2 separate regions of the Homo sapiens genome follow, and region 1 is linked to region 2. Evidence: chromatin loops called from intact Hi-C (ENCODE). Cell type or tissue: Caco-2. All regions are shown on one strand. Links, peaks and the distances in the headings refer to the core of each region. The heading gives the core; the rest is flanking DNA.

Region 1 (4,397 bases), core at 328-4,327, 52 kb after region 2:
GAGAGTCTTATGGGTTATTGGGAGGATCTTGGCTTTCATGCTGAGTAAGATGCGGAGACTTTGGAGGATTGTGGGCAGTGGGGCGATGTGATCTGACTTACAGTTCTGGCTGCAGGAGAGAAAGAATGGAAGCAGTGAGACCAGTTAGGAGGCTACTGCAACAATCTTGGAGAGAGACGGTGGTGGTTTGGACCACAGTAGTGCAACAGAAATCCGTAAGAAGTGATCAGATTCTGAATATATTTTGAGGATAGAGCCAACAGGATTTCCTGATGAATTAGATGTGGGTTTTGAAAGGAAGACAGGAGTGAAGGACAACTCCAAGTTTTCTGCTTTGAACAAGTAGAAGAAAAGAGTTGCCAACATTTAAAATCAGGAGATTTAATTTAATAATCCAGACTTCCAGCTCCTCTCAAAATACTGGAAGATCTGGTCAACTACATAACTGCATTTTTCACATGATAAAAAATGAACAGGAGCTGAGAAGCAGTTGCCCCATCGAGACAAGACACTGGCCCTTTGGTTCACTATCGACCTTGCTCCTTGTTTTATGTCTGGCCTTCTGAATAATAAATAGCTGTCCGTGCCTGTCTGTTTCCTGCAGACAGCTTGAGTTTAGGATCCCTGCCCAAAGTTCTACCATATACTCATGGCAGCAAAAATATAACATAAATTTGCCCACAATTTTGACTAAACGAAGGGCATTTTTGACAAAGTATTTTAAAACAGGCCATAAAAAGGATACCTGCTACAGCCTACTCTTCCAGATTTCTCCTCTATGGCAATTTGACAGCATCCTGATACAGAGGTCCAGCCTCGTCCAGCCTCGTGGTAAAAAGAAAAGCTTCTTGAAAAAAACTCCTCTTTCACATATTCTGATTTCATTAAGTCTAAATCCCAAGACTCAGGTCATAGTCTGTGTCCATATTGCCTGGGAGCGAGGTAAGGTACTTGACCATACCAGCTCTAATACCACATCTCACTACACCTGTGCTTTCCAAACAAGGGAGCTCCGAGGCCCAGGCTGGTACCAAGGCAAACTGGCTCTAAGCCTGTGTTATCACCACCAAGCCTGGTAACCGGCAAATTATTTATCTTCCCTGGGCTTACCAACAAAAAATGGAGGTCGACTACAGCAGAGCTTCTCAAACTCTAATGTATATGTGAATCCCCTATTCTAGATGATTATTTAGCTTCACTTACATGAAAATCACTGGCTTAGAATAAAGTGCCTGGTAACAATGTCTCTGTGGACGACCTGGTATGTTTCTCCTCAGCAAACAGAAATAACATGAACCCAAAGACTTGTTTCACTTTGTCTACCAGGAAGCTCAGAGCTAAATGCACTGCTCAATATAACAGCAAAGCCATCTTACCTCAGGGATTCGAGTATAACATCTTTCCCCGTTCCTTCGTATTCATCCTAATGGTTTTGATTTTATTTATCTATTTTAACCCTAGGCAACATCAAATCCTTTCTGAAAGTGGGTGGGGAAGGAAGACAACACTGGAAGGAAGGAAGAGAAGAAGGAAAGTGATTTAAAAAAAATCTTCCCAAGTTGGTATTAGGAAAGTTAGCAAATACGGTTTGTGAATGTGATCAAATAAATACAAACCTAATCATCTGGCTCAAACCCAAAAGCAGTTTTGTTTCAGAGGCCTGTGCCCTTTAGACCAACAAAAATAGCCACAAACAGTATGGGGCTGTGTAGTGGCAAGAAGGACGAGCCCTACTATAGGCATAGGAAAATTCTTCCACTCAGCCTTTCTCTCTTTTAGCTAAGTATGGTCATTGACAGAATTGGGAAATCTTACGGCCTCGATTAACTCCCTACAATAACAAAGAGTCTGTTTTATTATCAGGAAGAATTCAAAGAAAAATGCGTGTTAATTAGTAACACAAAAACTATGGGTAAAGTAAGCATCAAGACAGATATTTTGTGGTAATAAATCAAGCTCGATAAACTTGCATTTTTTACCTTTGGCAGCAGTCAGACAAGCACATTAAAAGCCCAGGATATCAGTCCTGCTCTGGTGCCCTGATAGCTTGAAAGTCAGGATAGCCTGCTTGGCTACGAATGTTTCTGACCTTGGGCAAGCCTTGTAACCACCCTGGACCCCCTCCATAAAATGAAGACAGTGTGGAGAGCACAGATTCAGAAGCCTCCGTAACTGAGCTCCACTTAACCAATTCTATCCCTGTGTTTCAACCAGGACTGAGCCCACACATGCTGAATAAGAGAGGCTAGAAGGTCACTCACTAGTATATCCCATGCATTTCTTCCAACTGTTTAGAGGTGTATTTGTTCTCAAACCTGCCTATGCCTGTTGGATTTGTTACTATAATTACATAATTTAATATGATGTAAACTGGTGAAATATAACCATGAAAGAAAACAGTTGCTTCCTATGAAAGGTACATTGAATAGTCTAAGGAGACCTGATAAAGGCAGGTGACTTAAACTGACTCTCAGGGCAGATGTAAATCAGACAATTGTGGAAGACAGGAAAACAATTTGTAAAAATCTAGAAGGATTCCTTCTACAGTCTGCTCTATAGGGGCCAAAATTTAACAAAATTGAAATGAGAAATCATAGAAAATGCAATCACTAAGGTATAATTAACATGAGAAAAATGTTAGGAAATTGTAATCGGCAAACCTATAATCAAAGAAAAGGCCTTGGCTCTACACCAAGGCTTCTACTGCAATGGGAAAGGGAGTAAGAACCATGGTGAAATATTACAGAGGCCCCATGGCTGTTATTTACAACCAGATGAAATAGGCGACCATGACACTGAAAGACCTTTCCAGGAAGGAGCTGAAGACGGAGTGTGGAAGATGTAGTTAGAGTTGTGGGAGGAAGGGACACACAGACACTACTCTTGATAGTCTGGCATATCCTTGCCAGTCTGTCAGCTGAAGGGGGAGTGAACCCACTTCTACTGAGAATCATAGGTTGGTATTTACTAAGTTCCCAGGAAGTAAAGATTTCTTTAACTGCTAGCATTTTTCTTCTACTCCTCTCTCCCCAGTTTTAAAAATGTTTGCTAAAATTATTTGATGAGTAATACTATATGTTGAGTTTACCTGGGCAATGAGCACTGTGAAGGAGAACATAGTATGCTTTGCTTTCCTGAGAGTAAGACATGCAGAGCAGGAGTAGTTCTAGGTAGAAATACTAGTTTGCAATGGCGAGACCAGGCCTGTAATTTTCTGCAGCATACCATGACATACATCATGGTTTATATGAGGCCAACTCCATAAATCAAGCCTTACCTAATTAGAGATTCTTCTGGAGATCTACATTATTAGAGCAAATAATTAAAACAGCCCAAGCAAAAATAAAAGCCAGATCTGTTTACAAAAATGTTCTCTCCCCCCAAGAAACTGTTTTAGTCTCATACCACTTACAGTTCTTTCACATTTAGTAAATTATAGACTCGGAGCATTTCTTTTTAGTCTGACTTCACTTTCAAGGAATTCTTCAATTAACTTTACGTTGCTTTAAGCTGTTCATCCAACGAGAAAACAATCTGTGGTTTCTGACTCCTTTGTGTGCCAATGGCTGCCATCCATGTTTGACTTTCAGACACACTGTCTCTTGAGAGCCAGGCTCTGTTTGCATAAAACCAGTCAGTTGTCATAGCATTTTGACAAGCACTATGGAAAAACAAAGAACAATACTTCGTGGTGGCTAAACTGGGAGAATTATCTCTGTAAGGGTTACTGCATTGGGGATACACACAACGTCCATCTACACCCAGCCACCTGGTCTGGGCCAGAAGGTAGCACATACTCCACTTTCAGCTGTGATCTTTCCATTCTCAGGCACCATCTCTTTACTACTGATTCATTTCTTTCTCCCTCCCCTCTTTTTCCTAAATGGTTAAAACACCTGAAACTCATGGAGAGGTGTGGCTACTCTAACAGCAGGCAAAAATGTCAGTAGAAATCTAAAAAGCAAGAGATTGCATGGCCTTTGCAATGGTTATGGTGCATCTAGTGTCAGATCTTCAGCCAAATGTAGTGTAATAAAAAAGCATGGCTCAGAGGTGAAACCTCAGTCCAAAACTTTGAATATTCTGACTCTAGTGTAGGACCTCAACTCTCTTTGCCTCTTGAGGCCCATGCACTGATGTTTTTAAATAAGTACAAATAACAACTGGGCAGCAGAAAATAACCATGGGAACAAATGATGGAAACATATGATGACTGCTGAAGAAAAAGAACCTTAGGTTTTCTACCTATCCCAGCTGAGTCAGGCAGAATGGAATCTCCCTCTTTCTTTTCCCCTGTGCTTGGCCAGTTTCTGGGTATCCCTCATCTATGTCCATTCCATGAATGTACTTGTGAAGCCAAAAGAATAATAAACCAAGGGTGTCTGAAACTGTCTTTG
Region 2 (4,397 bases), core at 71-4,070:
TAAGAACTGTAACAGAAAAAAAAATTAGGCAAAGTTCTACGTTTTCTCTGGATTTATCAATTATTGGCTAAAATGCAAGGGTGCATTTCTAGAGGGTGTTTTATTTCAATAACTACTGTTACTTTCCCTCCTATATACTTCAACACTTTGAAAAGTTAATTTACTTTTCTTTAGTTGTTCTGAGGAATGGGAGCAAATATATTAGCACCAATATGATGTTTGTATACTAAAATACTGACATGAAATTTTTATCAAACCAGCATATATTATCTTTTTTTTTTTTAAAGCAAGCCCAATTCTAACTTATAAATAGGATAACTCAATATTGTTAGTACAATTAATAATGTTTTAGCTGGCTGTTAAACGACTGACATTCCATTTTAGAGTCTGAGTAAGTGAAACTGGGTGTCCTAAATTTCTATTTTAATAATTCCTTATTATTCTTATTTTTTTTGAGACAGGGTCTTATTCTGTCACCCAGGTTGGAGTGTAGTGATGCGAACACAGCTTACTATAGCCTCTACCTCCTGGGCTCAAGTGATCCTCCTGTCTCAGCCTCCCAGTAGCGGGACCACAGACATGCACAGCCATGCTTGGCTAATTTTTTTATTTCTTGTAGAGACAGGGTCTTGCCATGTTGCCCAGGCTGGTCTTGAACTACTAGGCTCAATTCATTGTCCCACCTCACTGTGATTATAGGTGTGAGCCACTGGGCAAAGCCAATTCCTTATTATTTTTACTGAATTTATCTCATTCTGTACTGTTTTACTATGTTAATTCTTGTGGGGATGAAGGCTATCTTGCAATTCCTCTACCTGGAATGTTACTCTTCTCCCCTCTCCATTTCCTTAAATCCTCCTTATCTTAAATACACACTGCCTTGCATTAACTTTTTGTGCTATAAAATCCAGCCATGGCTTAATAGCTAACCACCTTTTTTGTTTAACTACTCTTATTTTTAAACTGGTTGCTGTCCTGAAACACTCTCAGTGAAGTACAAACATACTTGCTTCTCAGATTGTAAGAGAAAGAAATGACTTTGGCTGTTGCCTGAGTCTACTTCTTAAGAACACCATGCATCACTGATTGGGAGCTCACAGGATAACGGCAGATAGAGAGTTTCTGCATGATGGTGTGTTCCCATTTGCTTGGAACCTACGAGCAACATGTGAAAGTATGCAGTTCCTAAGTTCTTTGCATGTCAAGTACAAGCTATCCAAGCATCCACTCTTCTTTCAAAGGACGCTAAATGCAAAACACAGCTGTCTGTGACCTTGGGAGACCTAACCGGAATCTGCAAACAAGCTTATGTAAGCGTACCCTGGCCAGCCTTGTTCCGAAAGCCCTCTCTAATTAAATGAGAGTTTTGATTTCTTATGTGGAACAGTAAAGGGTCTTCTGGGAAGAGACATCTCTTGCAGGAACTGTAATTTGAAAAGTAATTTTTGTCTCTATTGCATCCTTAACTACACAGGACATAATAGTGGGCAAGAAATGATAGCAGAGCTGTAAATACTGAGTAAGTCTGACTAATTCCCAGGCTGCACAAAAGATCTTATTAAACAACTTTATTAATGACCTGGAAATCTGAGAAGACGTTACATTAATAAGTTCCTCACATGGCACTAAAGGTGGAGATGGTAGAAGAAACAGAGGTGAAGTCAAACAATATTCATGGATCCCTGGAGATCAGAAAAATGAACAGTAAAGTACACAGTGAGTTCAGTCTGGCAAAATACAATTAAGTACAAGTATCCAGGAAAAAATAACTCAGAAGACTGACATTCAGTGGGGATGAAACCTCGAAAGCATGTCAAAAGCAACCAGATAGATACTGTAACCCACAGATTAGATAGGATTTTGCAATATAACAGAAATAGCAAAGCATAAAGTAGATGTGAAGCTGTCCATCAGAGGGGCTCAGCACATGCTGACAATGATAAAAGAAAAAGAAGGGTGTTGGGCGGGTGGTGAGTAAAAACAGCTCAGTTATTAAGTCCAAAAGTGTAAGCACCTGGACTTTGGCTTTAAACATTCTTTCAGAAAGATGAAAAGCATCTGAGAGGCCTTTAGAGAGGGAAAAATATATTTACAGAGATAAGCATATGATGAGAGATTAAAGGAATGAAACAGACAAGCCTCCACTGAGCAGTGACAAAAAGAGGTACTTAACTCTGATCAAAATTATTGTTTACATTTTTAAGGGTTTTCCGGGCAAGATAACTAACAAATATATTTCTTAATTATACATATGGCAGATGAAACAGTGAGTTTCCAGGAAGCATCAGCCCTGCCCAAAGCCATGTAGTTGAAAGAAGACTCAGAATCACAGAATTTTAGGCAGGAAATGATCTTAGAAATTACATAGTTTTGTGTCTTCAAAGTGAGGTCTGAGGGCCTATTGCCTGGAGAGCTTATCAGAAATGAAGATTTCTAGGCTCCAACTCAGCTCTCCTGAATCGAATCCTAATACCCCAGAAGGATTAGCTCAAGAAGCTTGTAGAGTTTAAGATAAGTTTATAGATAAGAAAAGTCAAGCTCAGAGATAAATTGCCCCAGGTCAGTCATCAATAGGTCCTGGTTTCAGGTCCAACGATGTTACTATCACTGTGGGATGAAATTCTCCCCAAATCTATAAATTGCCTTTATAATTAGTTATTACCATGTTGTGTAATTTTTCCGAGAATTTATATTATAGATGTTGCTTCATTTAATTCTTGTGTAATAAGGAAAAGAAGATAAAAGAAAACAGAGTCTGCCATCAGTGGGTATAGGAGACAGTTAAAAAAAAAAAAAGAAAAAGAAAAGAGAAGACAAAGATTGGGATATGAAGTAAAAAGCAAAAACCCGAAGCTTCGAATAAAGCTTTGAAGGTAAGAGAACTTATAAAAATGCAAGAGATGTTTAAAGAACAAATTATGGTCTTCCTAACCTCTAAGCTTCCTAAAATAAAAGTGGAATCTCTGCTCGTTATCATAAGCCCTTCTCTCCTGTAGGGTAAAGGACACGAGGATGAGAACCAGACTGTGGGTTGTCTCTGTATCCATTTCTGTGGCAGCAACTAGCATGCTCTAGATTGTTCTCTTGTGTCATTAGAAGTCCATTATTTGAAAGGTAATCATATTGCATTGATATATCTTCTTTTAGCAAAAGCTGACCAGGAAGTGTTTCAGGTTGATCATTTCTGGTTTTGACGATCTCTATCTAATGTAATCCTTGTAGGGAGAATCTGGGTTTGACCCCAGGATAAACCAAAACAAAGGGAACTAACATAGACCAATAAAATATATCCTAAAAAAATATAAGCAATTAAAATAGCTTTATACAAACAAAGGTTTATAAAAAATCATTATTATAAAAGAAAATCAGGCCGGGCATGTTGGCTCATGCCTGTAATCCCAGCACTTTGGGAGGATAAGGCTGGTGGATCACTTGAGGTCAGGAGTTCGAGACCAGCCTGGCCAACACGGCGAAACCCTGTCTCTATTAAAAAGACAAAAATTAGCCAGGAGTGGTGGTGCGCACCTGTAATCCAAGCTACTCTGGAAGCTGAGGTAAGAGAATCGCTTGAACCCAGTAGGCAGAGGTTGCAGTGAGCCAAGATCGTGCCATTGTACTCTAGCCTGGACAACAGAGTGAGACTTCGTCTCAAAAAAAAAAAAAAAAAAAAAAAAAAAAAAAAAAAATCAAATGTTGCACATGCATAGAAAATAAGATTAAAAGAAACATTGGGAACCAAACTTCAACAGAAAGATGTATTTCTCAAGCATAGTTTTTACTAGTTTTTAGATAAATAAGAAAGCTTATTTTATTATAATTTTGCCAAACATACTGGCTATAGAATAAATTTGCAAAATGATTTCTGGAACATGATAAGAGATCCACAGAGAAAAATGTAGCAGAAAGATGGGTATTCAAGTTACATTTTAGAGTAGAAAAGGCCTCTGGAAAACAGATTTCAAAGAACAAGTTAATACAAGGGAAGAAAGCCTCTGATTTTTAATAAAGCCACAACATTGACATCTTGTCTGTTCCCAGAGTGTAGGGATTCAGCAACGGAAACCTTTGCCTTGCATTTTGGAGCTGGCCTGGGAAAGCAGCGAAGAGCTCTCCACAGTCTGTGCCTGGAGGCCCAGGGGGGCTGTCAGATTTAGAGCTCTCGGACTCCACTGCAGGATAAACAGCTTGGGATTCTTCTTTAATGACAACAGCGTATCAGCTCTTTTTGAGGTTACAGCATACATAAACAAGATCTGCCTCATATTTTCCAGTTGTGGAGGAGGGAAGGGAAAAAAAAGGCCCCCACAAACCTTTTCCCGCAGTTAACAGTAGAAGACGACTTGCTTTTACTTGAATGCAAGACTGAAAAAAGGGAAGGAGAACCATGGCGTGCAAAA

What was found. A loop is a pair of places that touch in the nucleus more often than their neighbours do. Peaks named below come from ENCODE experiments on the same cell type or tissue, not always from the same donor. Only the 100,000 strongest peaks of a DNase experiment are listed, where the experiment ranks them.
Region 1: a loop joins it to region 2, with 5 times the contacts of the local background. A loop is called at or near these places in 4 of 110 quality-filtered maps.

Annotation. Positions count from the first base shown.
Region 1 is chr3:100,022,538-100,026,934 of GRCh38, reverse strand. The region is part of intron 1 of CMSS1 (cms1 ribosomal small subunit homolog); the gene reads right to left. The region is part of intron 1 of FILIP1L (filamin A interacting protein 1 like); the gene reads left to right. It overlaps LOC105374010 (a long non-coding RNA gene), which reads right to left. Exons shown (of 5, transcript NR_189163.1): 3 at 3,413-3,616; 4 at 1,377-1,507. Among named protein-coding and RNA genes, the nearest start is that of MIR3921, 60 kb to the right of the region's middle. In Caco-2, for the core only: no CTCF peak of the experiment used is centred there; a DNase peak (open chromatin) is centred at 2,044.
Region 2 is chr3:100,073,965-100,078,361 of GRCh38, reverse strand. All of the region lies in intron 1 of CMSS1 (cms1 ribosomal small subunit homolog), which reads right to left. All of the region lies in intron 1 of FILIP1L (filamin A interacting protein 1 like), which reads left to right. Among named protein-coding and RNA genes, the nearest start is that of FILIP1L, 38 kb to the left of the region's middle. RefSeq lists enhancers at 3,815-4,349, 4,350-4,397. In Caco-2, for the core only: no CTCF peak of the experiment used is centred there; DNase peaks (open chromatin) are centred at 1,201, 1,951 and 2,411; H3K4me3 peaks cover 971 bases.